Regions from separate parts of the Homo sapiens genome. Here region 2 is linked to region 1. A link is a contact called in ENCODE POLR2A ChIA-PET data. All regions are on one chromosome and are shown on one strand. Each heading gives the region's core, a stretch centred on a gene start or an enhancer-like site at or near the end of the contact. The rest is flanking DNA. Distances are from core to core; before and after follow the strand shown.

Region 1 (5,390 bases), core at 906-3,405:
TCTCATCTTCAAGGTCCTTCATTTCTACATCCTGGGGGGCTTTTGTCTTCTTTTGCCTTTTGAGCTGTGGTTCACTAGTCCTGGCTGGCTTTGAAGGGGCTTCCACTGAGTAAAGGGAAGAAGGAAGTATTATCCCAAATAAATCCAGGATTCCCCTCACCCACCTCTGTCCCAGCCTCACCTTCCATGGCTGTCTTCTCTTTCTGGGCAAGCCGGATCTGCTGGAGGAGTTTTCTGCGCTTCTTCCCTGACAGTGTAATGTTGGCACGTGCACTGGACCTGATGGGTAAGTGGAAATAAAGAGAGCTAGGTTAACCTGAACCAACTGAGGTCACACAAATAGTTCTGGCTATAGAAAAAGTATTAAATAGGCTGGGCGCAGTGGCTCACGCCTGTAATCCCAGCACTTTGGGAGGCCGAGGCGGCTGGATCACGAGGTCAGGAGATCGAGACCACGGTGAAACCCTGTCTCTACTAAAAATACAAAACATTAGCTGGGCGCAGTGGCGGGCGCCTGTAGTCCCAGCTACTCGGGAGGCTGCGGCAGGAGAATGGCGTGAACCCAGAAGGCGGAGCTTGCAGTGAGCCGAGATCGCGCCACTGCACTCCAGCCTGGGCGACAAAGCGAGACTCCGTCTCAAAAAAAAAAAAAAAAGGAAAAGTATTAAATAAATATAATATAAATAGTAATAGAAACCCTAAATATTTACATTGAAGAAGCTAATGAAAGGACATAGATCGGGGGCGGTGGCTTATGCCTGTAATCCCAACACTTTGGGAGGCTGAGGTGGGCGGATCACCTGAGGTCAGGAGTTCAAGACCAGCCTGGCCAACATGGTGAAACCCCGTCTCTACTAAAAATACAAAAATTAGCCGGGTGCAGTGGGGAGCACCTGTAATCCCAGCTACTCGGGAGGCTGAGGCAAGAGAATAGCTTAAACCCAGGAGGCAGGGGTTGCAGTGAGCCGAGATCATGCCACTTCACTCCAGCCTGGGCAACAGAGGGAGACTCTGTCTCAAAAAAGAGGAAAAAAAAAAAAAAAAAAAAAAAGGACACAGAAAGTAATTAATGGGATGGGAACTCTTCCTCAAGACACAGGAGGCCTTGAAACTTACAAGTGAAATCCTATGAGTGCCTTTGGGAAAATTCTTCGAGTTTTATGCGCCTATGTGTGCACTTTTCTGTATGTAAAAATAAGTTTACTTATAAAAATCTGTGTGAATGTATAACATTACTTGGAGAATGGAGAGCCAACAGATTTCCTGATATTCTTTTTTTTTTTTTTTTTTTTTTGAGACGGAGTCTCACTCTGTGGCCCAGGCTGGAGTGCAGTGGCGTGATCTCGGCTCACTGCAACCTCCGCCTCCCAGGTTCAAGCAATTCTCCTGCCTCAGCCTCCCGTGTAGCTGGGACTACAGGTGCCGGCCACAACGCCTGGCTAATTTTTGTATTTTTAGCAAAAACGGGGTTTCACCATGTTGGTCAGGCTGGTCTCGAACTCCCGACCTCAGGTGATCCGCCCACCTCAGCCCCCCAAAGTGCTGGGATTACAGGTATGAGCCACCATCCCCGGCTTTCCTGAGATTCTTAACAGAATCCAAAACCCAAAGAAAGGTTGTCTGCTACAGGTATTGTGAGAGGCTATCAGAGCTTAGGAACTAACAGCCGACAGACATTCCCCGCATAAGCGTCAGTGCACAAGGTGAGCTGAGAGGTGAAGCTGCTCCGGAGCTCTGCAGGGAGGAAGGAAGACTCGGTGGGGACGACCAACAGGAAGAGGGTCTAGTACTTACGCCCGCTTCTTGAGGTGGTGCCGCGTGATCAGCCCTTGGTCTATCACAGCCCCGACCACCCGGTGCCTCAGACGCCGCTCCCGATTCAACACCCGCCGGCGTTTGAACAGCTTCTTCTTCAGCTCCTGCCGGGGAGAAAGATGCGAATCAGATGGAGTGGGCTCGCCGCGACCCGGGGCCCCTCCACCAGGCAGCCCCGGCCCCTCACTGATCCCATCTCGTGCGAGATAAAAGGGCTCAGGAACGCTTGAGGAAACAAAGTCGCGGCCCCCACACAGTCACCGTTCGGGGCCGGTTGATCTTTCCCCCCGGAGCTCCCATAGTCGCGATTCCACTCCAGTTCACGGTCCGTACTTCCGCTCAGCGCCGGATCCGCGGGGCTCCGCCCCGGCCTTCCGCGGGCCAATCGCAACTCGGGGGCGGGTCCTCGGGCTATATAAAGGAGCTCCGCGGTGCGGGAGGCCTTTCGGAGGGTGGTGAGCTAGTAAGTGTGGTTTTAGCTGTAGTAGCCAGATTGGGCGGCCGGGAGTGGTGGGGGTGCCGGGTGGAAGGCTCTGGGCGGGGTCTCAGGACCCTCCTTTTCTTGGCGGGGATCGGGCTTGTGGTGCCGCTCCCCGTAATGTACGGAGGAAGAGGGAAAGGGCTCTGGCCCCCTCGGCGTCATGTCTTCGGTGCTGGCGGCTTCCCATCCGCTGGTTCTATCCTCAAACGCCGGGACACCGGGAATCTCGGAGAAGGACAACCGAGATCCAGCTGGCTCCTCCATCGGGGTGCTCACACTTTCTCATTTGATTTCAGGTCTGCGGACGCTGTATACCCTCCTCCACTTCCCGCTGCAGCCAATAAAGGCCGTTCCTACCATAGTCTGTGTCCGCGTTCTTTTTTCCGGGACTGCAGAGTTCGGGGAAGCTGTACGCCGCCTTTCGCTACGCGGAATTTGCAGATCTTCCCCTGGACCTCAGGCCTCTCCGGCTGGAGTAGGGTGGACGCTTCACATAAGCTTCTCTGGTCGAACTTACCCGAATCTCCAGATGGCCGCGCTGCGTCGAATGCTCCACTTGCCGAGCCTGATGATGGGGACGTGCCGCCCCTTTGCGGGTAGGGAGGTGGGGGCAGAGTGGAGAGGGCAAGGTGGGGGCAGAGTGGGGAGGGTAAGGTGGGTTCCTCGTGAGTCAGGAGTGTAGTCCCTGAAATTGTGATTCTCAAACCCTACGGTGGGCCGTGCGTGGTGGCTCACGGCTGTAATGCTAACACTTTGCCAGGCCGAGGCGGGCAGATCGCTTGGCCCAGGAGTTCGAGACCAACCTAGGGCAACATAGCGAGACCCTGTCTACAAAAAAAATTAACCGGGCACGATGGCGCCTATAGTCCTAGCTACTCAGGAGGCTGAGGTGGAGGCTTCAGTGAGCCATCATTGTGCTACTGTACTCAACCCTGGGTCACAGAGTGAGACCCTGTCTCAAAAAAAAAAAAGACGCCAGTGTGTATATACGACGTTTTTGCAGTGGCGACATAGACCAAGTGACACCCTCCAACCGTGCCCACAGGCTCACTGGCTGATAGTTGCCTGGCGGACCGCTGTCTCTGGGATCGGCTGCATGCCCAGCCTCGTTTGGGCACTGTCCCCACCTTCGACTGGTTCTTTGGATACGACGAAGTCCAGGGGCTCCTACTGCCATTGCTGCAGGAGGCACAGGCTGCCAGTCCTCTGCGAGTGCTGGATGTGGGCTGTGGGACTTCCAGCCTATGTACAGGCCTCTACACCAAATCTCCACACCCAGTGGATGTGCTGGGGGTGGACTTTTCTCCTGTGGCTGTGGCCCACATGAATAGCCTCCTGGAGGGTGGCCCAGGCCAAACACCTCTATGCCCTGGACACCCTGCCTCAAGCCTCCACTTCATGCACGCCGATGCTCAGAACCTGGGGGCTGTGGCTTCTTCAGGCTCTTTCCAACTACTGCTGGACAAAGGCACATGGGATGCTGTTGCCCGGGGAGGTCTGCCTAGGGCTTACCAGCTTCTATCAGAATGCTTGAGGGTTCTAAACCCTCAGGGGACCCTGATTCAGTTCTCAGATGAGGACCCTGATGTGCGACTGCCCTGCCTGGAACAAGGGTCCTATGGCTGGACTGTGACTGTGCAGGAGCTAGGCCCGTTCAGGGGCATCACCTACTTTGCTTACTTGATTCAAGGCTCTCATTAAAGACATTTTAGTAGTCCTGACCCTAGTATTTCTGTGGGCAAGGAGAGGGCTGAAGAACTGTCTTTGCAAGCTATCTGGCTGCAAAGTGAGAATTTGAGTCCTGGCTTCCACATTTACTAGCTGGGTGCCATATTGCTGAATGTTTCTGTTCCCCAGTTTACTCATCTGCAGAGTGAGAATAACTTGGAGTTACGGAGATTACATACAATGATGTGCGCAATATTTAGCACAAAATGAATGCTGAAAAGAGAAGGTACAATTGGGTCATTCCCCAGTTTCAACTAACTGGAGCTCCTAAAAGCAGCAGACAGGAACTGAATCAAAACCCCTGCGCTGACTGACTTGTATAATCTAGTGGCCTAACCTGTAAGCCTCATTTTTGTCACCTGTAAAAGGAGATTGTAAGAGGATGGGTATAAGGAGCTTCATAAACCTGGATGAGATATTTGAGGGGGAGGGAACAATACTTACCCTCAAAGCTATTAGGAGGCAGGAGATGGGAATATTCCACAAAGCCACTTCTACAAACACGGGAGCCTGTTGAGTCCCAGAAGGGACAGTGGTTGGTGGCTTCCAGACATGCTGTGTCCTCAAGAATCCAACAAGCATCTTCTTCATCCTGGTCCTGCCCCCAGCTGAGTCCAGCGTTAAATGTTCTTAAAGGACTTCTAGGGTCCTGTGGGCTCCAAGCCCAGCCTGGGATGGAGGAAGAGAGGGGACAAAAATATTACTGATATATTATCAAATTACAAAACTAGGCCAGGCATGCTGGCTCATACCTATAATCACAGCACTTTGGGAGGCCAAGGTGGGCAGATTGCTTGAGCCCTGGCAATAAAGTGACACCCCTAACTCTACAAAAACAAATGAGCCCGGGATAGTGGCACAGGCATGTAGTTCCAACTACTCAGGAGGCTGAGCTGGGAGGACTGCTTGAACCCTGGGAGGTCAAAGCTGCAATGGGCCATGATAAGCTGCTGCACTTGAGCTAAAAATTAATTTCTGTGGTATTTTTTGCTTATAAAAAAATAGAGCAATTATATCACTAAGAGCCTAACCTCGCAGCCTCAATTTTCTCATTTATAAAGGGGAAGTACCTTCATTGGGTTGTTCTGAAAATCATGAAGTAAAAGTGTTTAGCATAGTACCTGGTACATAGTAAATGCTCAAAAGAATGTAGCTTCTTGGGAGGCTGAGGCGGGCAGATTGCCTGAGCTCAGGAGTTTGAGACCAGCCTGGGCAATATGGTGAAACCCCATCTCTACTAAAATACAAAAAAAATTAGTCGGGCGTGGTGGCCTGAACCTGTAGCCCCAGCTACTCAGGAGGCTGAGGCAGGAGACTTGCTTGGACCTGGGAGGCAGAGGTTGCAGTAAGCCGAGATCCTGCCACT
Region 2 (5,390 bases), core at 1,809-4,308, about 11 Mb after region 1:
GAATGAAGTACTGATCCATGCTATACCGTGGATGAACCTTGAAAACATTATGCTAAGTAAAAGAAGCCAGTCATGAAAGACCACACATTGTGTTTCCATGTATATAAAATGTCCAGAACAGGCAAATATATAAAGACAGATGGTAGGGCTTCAGGGAATGGGGAGATTGATCATGACAGCTAATGGGTATGGGGGCTTGTTTTTGAGGCAGTGAAAATGATCTAAAATTGATTGTGGTGGTGGTTGCACAACTCTGTGAATACACCAAAAATCACTGAATTGTACACTTTGAATGGATGAATTGTATGCTATTATGAATTATATTTCAATAAAACTGTTAACAAAAATGGGGAGAAAATGGCTAGGTGTGGTGGCTCATGCCTGTAATCCCAGTGGTTTGGGAGGGCAAGGAGGGAGTATCACTGGAGCCCAGGAATCAAAAACCAGCCTGGGTAACATAGGGAGATCCCCCATCTCTACAAACAATTAAAAAAAAATTAGCTGGGCATGGTGGTGTGTTCCTGTGGTCCCAACTACTCAGGAGGATGAGGTGGGAGGATCACCCAAACTACTCAGGAGGTTGAGCCTGGGAGGTTGAGGCTGCAGTGAGCTGTGATCACACCACTGCACTCCAGCCTGGGCAACAGAGCAAGACTCTGTCTCTAAAAAATAAAAGGAAAAAAACCAAAATGCAAATTAGACCATTTTAGCATTCTCTCTCTCTCTCTTTTTTTTTTTTTTTTTTGAGACAGAGTCTCACTCTGTTGCCCAGGCTGGAGTGCAGTGGCACAACCTTGGCTCACTGCAACCTCCACCTCCTGGGTTCAAGCGATTCTCCTGCCTCACCCTCTGGAGTAGCTGGGACTACAGGCACCTGCCACCCTGCCACCACACCTGACTAATTTTTGTATTTTTAGTAAAGGTGGGCCAGGCTGGTCTTGAACTCCTGACTTCAAATGATCCACCCACCTCGGCCTCCCAAAGTGCTGGGATTACAGGCGTGAGCCATCACGCCTGGCCCATTTTAGCATTCTCTTAAGGATGGCTTGTTGCACTTTGAATAAATTCGAAATGGGTTAAAAAGCAATGGCCAGGGGCAGTGGCTCATGCCTGTAATCCCAGCACTTTGGGAGGCCGAGGCAGGCAGATCACTAGGTCAGGAGTTCCAGAACAGCCTGGCCAACATGGCAAAACCCTGTCTCTACTAAAAATGCAAAAATTAGCTGGGCGCAGTGGCACATGCCTGTAGTCCCAGCTGCTGGGGAGGCTGAGGCAGGAGAATCGCTTGAACCCAGGAGGCAGAGGTTGCAGTGAGCCGAGAACATGCCACTGCGCTCCAGCCTGGGTGACAGAGTGAGACTCCGTCTCAGCAAAAAAAAAAAAGAGAATGTTTTCCAAGGCTTCTTATAAGATGTCAGTGAATCTTCATAGTCTGAGTTGAGACCTTCTAAAACAAGCTTAAGGTATGCTGATTTGCATACCTTTGACAAGGTTTAACTGACATATAATTTATAAATATCCACAGGAATTTTTAATGTTCCATCATATCATTTCTCAATACTGGATGTTCATTATTTTATACTTTTGCTACTTTAAATACCAAGAAGCCTTTTCACAGGAAGAATAAAATCTCCATTATCCTCCAGAGTGTAGGTAACAAAATATAAAATTAAACCAGATATACGTTTGACAAACTAACACTGAAAATCACCAATATTCATAATGACATTACATTAACAGTTATCATAAAGTCTATAAAGTTTATCCTTAGATTTATAAAAAAATGCAGATTGTCTCAAGGTAAAAAATATAGTAAGTGCTTTTTGCTAAAAAGCTCTTTGTTGAATTAGGATGTGTTATAATGATCAAGACACCAGACAATACTAAATGTTACCCAAACTACAACACAACACACTTTGAACATAATTTAAGCCTAAATTATTCTGCACCAGCAGGATTCTTTTTAGTGCCTGGCAGTATAAAGCTTTATAAAAGCTTTATAAAAGCTTTTTTCTTAAAGGTATTTAAGAAAAAAGACACAAAGTGTGAATAACAAGTTATGTGAAAAAATTAATACCAATGAAGATTAGCAGAGAGAAGTGAGGAAGGTGACCATCTCTCCATTCTGATAAGATGCCATCTCTACACATTACATTCTTTTCAAGAAGTAGAACTTAAGATTTAGGTAAAGAAAACTGGAAAAACCAGCCTGAATGTGAATATCTAGTGTTAAAGCAACTTCCTAGAATGAGTGAATAAAGTTAAGAACATATATAGTTTTCTACTGGAAAGTAAGAGTTTTTGAAGGCTTTCTTTTCTGCAAGGTTTGTAGTGTGACTGTTTTCCTACAAACTCATTGAATTCAGAGCTAAACAGTGGAATTACAAGCATAGCTCAAGAGGAACCCAGTCTGTTTCTGTTGTAGCAACCTAAGATTTCTGTTATGTTGTTGAATCTGTGGTTGCTTCCTCAATGACCATTTCAAATGACTCTGTCCTCTCATCTGCTCAAAGCAGGAAGTCAAATCAGGTTTTCCTTTTTCATCAGAAGCATCACCACACTTTCTGTTTGCGTTGATGAGATGGTACAGCATAGTGACATATCCACAGAAATCCTGCAAATCCACTTTGCTCCTTAATATTTTCAATGCTTTATGGGCACCCATACGACACAAGCAAACCCTCCTTGTGGTTTTATTTTATCAAATGGAAAAGATTTCTCTCATCCCATCATTCAACATTGTAAGCACATGTGAAGCATGAATTACTTCAAGGATCATAACTCCAAGACATAATAATAATATAGCAAGAATAACAATGGTGAAATATATCTTGACAGTTTTTGAGATCTTGTACCTTTGGAAAGTAAAAGAAACGGGGATATGACTTCTGGGGATGACTTCTGGATAACTGGTCTAATATGCTGAGGAGCTCTACTCTGATGGATTTGGATTCATTGGTGAGAGGAGCCATGAAACAAGCAATATACAATTCTTGTTTAGAACTCTGCTGCAAGTCACAGGTTCCAAATCAAGAAGGCTTTCACAGTGTAAGATACTGAGAAGAAAACCACAGTTGGGTTGTTTTGGTTGTGTGACCACATCACTGAGACACAGACACAGTGTTGTGCTTTTCAGAGTAAGTGCCTGATCAAAATTTCTCTCTATTCTGTACTTCTTTTTCACCAGTGTTTTGAACGTTTTGTAGGTCTTTAAAAAAGTTGTCCAGATGCTCATATGAAAATTTGCAAACTTTTGGTGAAAGATTTCCCATCATTAAACCAGCAAGAGTAGCCAGGCATGGTGGCTAGCACCTGTAATCCCAATGACTTGGGCAGCTGAGGTGGGAGGATCACTTGAGTCCAGAAATTCAAGACCAGCCTAGGCAACAAAGCGAGCCCCTGTCTCTATAAAAAATTTTAAAATTAGCTGGGCCTGGTGGCAGGTGCCTGTAGTCCCAGCTACTTGAGAGGCTGAGGCAGGAAAATTGCTTGGGCCCAGGAGTCTGGAGGCTGCAGTGAACCGTGATCACGCCACTGCACTCCAGCCTGGGTAACAGTGATACCCTGTCTTAAAAAAAAAATCTGTTTACAGACTGAAGCAACCCTCCCGCCTTAGCCTCCTAAAGTGCTGGGATTACAGGCATGAGCCACCACTCCCAGCCTAAAGTAAACTTTTATTGAAGTAAAACACATATAAAACAGTGCACAAATCCTAAGTATACAGCATGAATAACTTTTATAAAGCAAACATCCCTGTATAATGAGCACACATGAGGAAACATTACTAACACCCAGAAGTGATCCTTTGTGTCTACCATCAGTCACTATTCACCCAAAGAATAACCAGTATCCTGATTTTTAACACCAAATATTTGTTTTACCTGTTCTTAAACATTATATAAATGGAATGATACTATATGTACTATTTTGTATCTTTCACTCAACGCTATGTGAGATTCATCCAAGTTACATAAAATTGTAGTTCTTTAATTTTCATTCAAAAATAGGCAGAGGCCTTAAATAGACATTTCTCCAAAGAAGATATGCAGATGGCCAATAACCACACGAAAAGAGCCATAGCATCACTAATCATTAATCAAAATCACAATGAGAGACCACCTTACACCCATTAGGATGGCTACTATCAAAAACCAGAAAATAAGTGTTGAAGAGGATGTGGAGAAACAAACCCTTATACACTGCAGCTGGGAATGAGAATGGTCCAGCTGCTATGGAAAACAGTATGATGGTCCCTCAAAAAATTAAATATAGAATTACCCATACCAAGTGATTCCATGATTCCACTTTGCACTTTGGGTATATACCTAAAAAAATGGAAAGGAGGTTTCTTTTTTTTTTTTTTTTTTTTGAGACAGAGTCACGCTCTGTCGCCCAGCTGGAGTGCAGTGGTGCGATCTCAGCTCACTGTGAGCTCCACCTCCTGGGTTCAAGCAATCAAGCGATTTTCCTGCCTCAGTCTCCCCAGTAGATCTTTAAGTCTGCAACCCAGACATACTGACAGCTGACAATCCCTTGGATGTACCTTGAATGTTTTTATCTTGTTTCTGGGCCTTTGCACGAACCATTCCCTTTGCCTAGGATGACTTTCACTTCACTTTCTTTACCTGCATAACACCTACTTGACCTTTAGGTGTCTTCCTCCAAGAAGCTTCCTGGCCCCCCAACCACGTCAGATGTCCCTTATCTGTGTACCTGCTCTTGGGTGCTTTGTATACATCTCTATTTGTAGCTTTGATCACCCAGTATGGTGACTGATGGTTTGCAGTTTGTCTTTCCTGCCCCACCATCCTCCACCCCAGTGAGCTCCTTGAGGACAGGACTGGTCTTGTTCACCCCAGCACCTAACATAACATATGGCTTACAATGTATGTACAATGAATATTTTCATTCATGTAGCACACTGTGCTTTTCAAAGTGCCCTGAAACAAACTCATCTACAGAGCTATAATAATATTTCCTTACTTAACATTCATTCCTTCTGAATAAAATATTCTTTTAAAAAATATTACCATTACTTAGAACATTTATGTGAATTATCCATTATGTCACAAATGGGACTGAGTCAGGACTCTAACTATCTTATTTCTGCCTGACGTAGTAGAAGAGTTTGAGAAAAAGCAGATTTCTTTTGAATCACTTGACTGGAGGTGGTGTCTCTAGGAGTGTGGTGGGGAAATGGATGCACAGAACTTAGAAACTGGCCTCAGCTGGTAATCTGACCTTCTCATGAATTCACATCCCTGGTTTCCTGGAAGCATAAATTGAGGCCAGCGTTGAAAAGGTGTTCACACCGTAGCCTGGGAGAAACTGTCTCTCAGTCCTTGGAATCACAGAACTAAAGAGCTTCAGGTCATCTGGTTGAATCTCTG

The links. ChIA-PET counts read pairs that join two places held with the same protein, here RNA polymerase II (POLR2A).
Region 2: POLR2A ChIA-PET joins it to region 1 with 12 read pairs in activated naive CD4-positive, alpha-beta T cell. The contact joins the enhancer-like site here to the promoter of C11orf98 in region 1. POLR2A ChIA-PET finds 5 or more read pairs at or near these places in 2 of 52 experiments (GM12878 and activated naive CD4-positive, alpha-beta T cell).

The regions. Positions count from the first base shown.
Region 1 is chr11:62,663,055-62,668,444 of GRCh38, forward strand. C11orf98 (chromosome 11 open reading frame 98) reads right to left here and starts at 2,156. Exons shown (of 4, transcript NM_001286086.2): 1 at 2,077-2,156; 2 at 1,795-1,919; 3 at 182-279; 4 at 1-105. The coding sequence starts at 2,115. LBHD1 (LBH domain containing 1) reads right to left here. Exons shown (of 7, transcript NM_024099.5): 4 at 4,469-4,693; 5 at 1,795-1,919; 6 at 182-279; 7 at 1-105. The coding sequence ends at 75. It overlaps CSKMT (citrate synthase lysine methyltransferase), which reads left to right and starts at 2,258. Exons shown (of 3, transcript NM_001043229.2): 1 at 2,258-2,278; 2 at 2,593-2,892; 3 at 3,342-5,054. The coding sequence starts at 2,826. The coding sequence ends at 3,997. It overlaps SNORA57 (small nucleolar RNA, H/ACA box 57), which reads left to right and starts at 2,368; the gene lies at 2,368-2,516. RefSeq lists enhancers at 2,376-2,605, 3,276-3,385, 3,436-3,485, 3,506-3,605.
Region 2 is chr11:73,992,898-73,998,287 of GRCh38, forward strand. It overlaps the pseudogene LOC100421622. Among named protein-coding and RNA genes, the nearest start is that of UCP2, 13 kb to the left of the region's middle. Within about 2 kb of position 3,059, at least 8 of the 41 ENCODE cell types and tissues checked have a DNase peak (open chromatin) inside an H3K27ac peak, as active enhancers do; they include GM12878, where a contact is called at or near this core.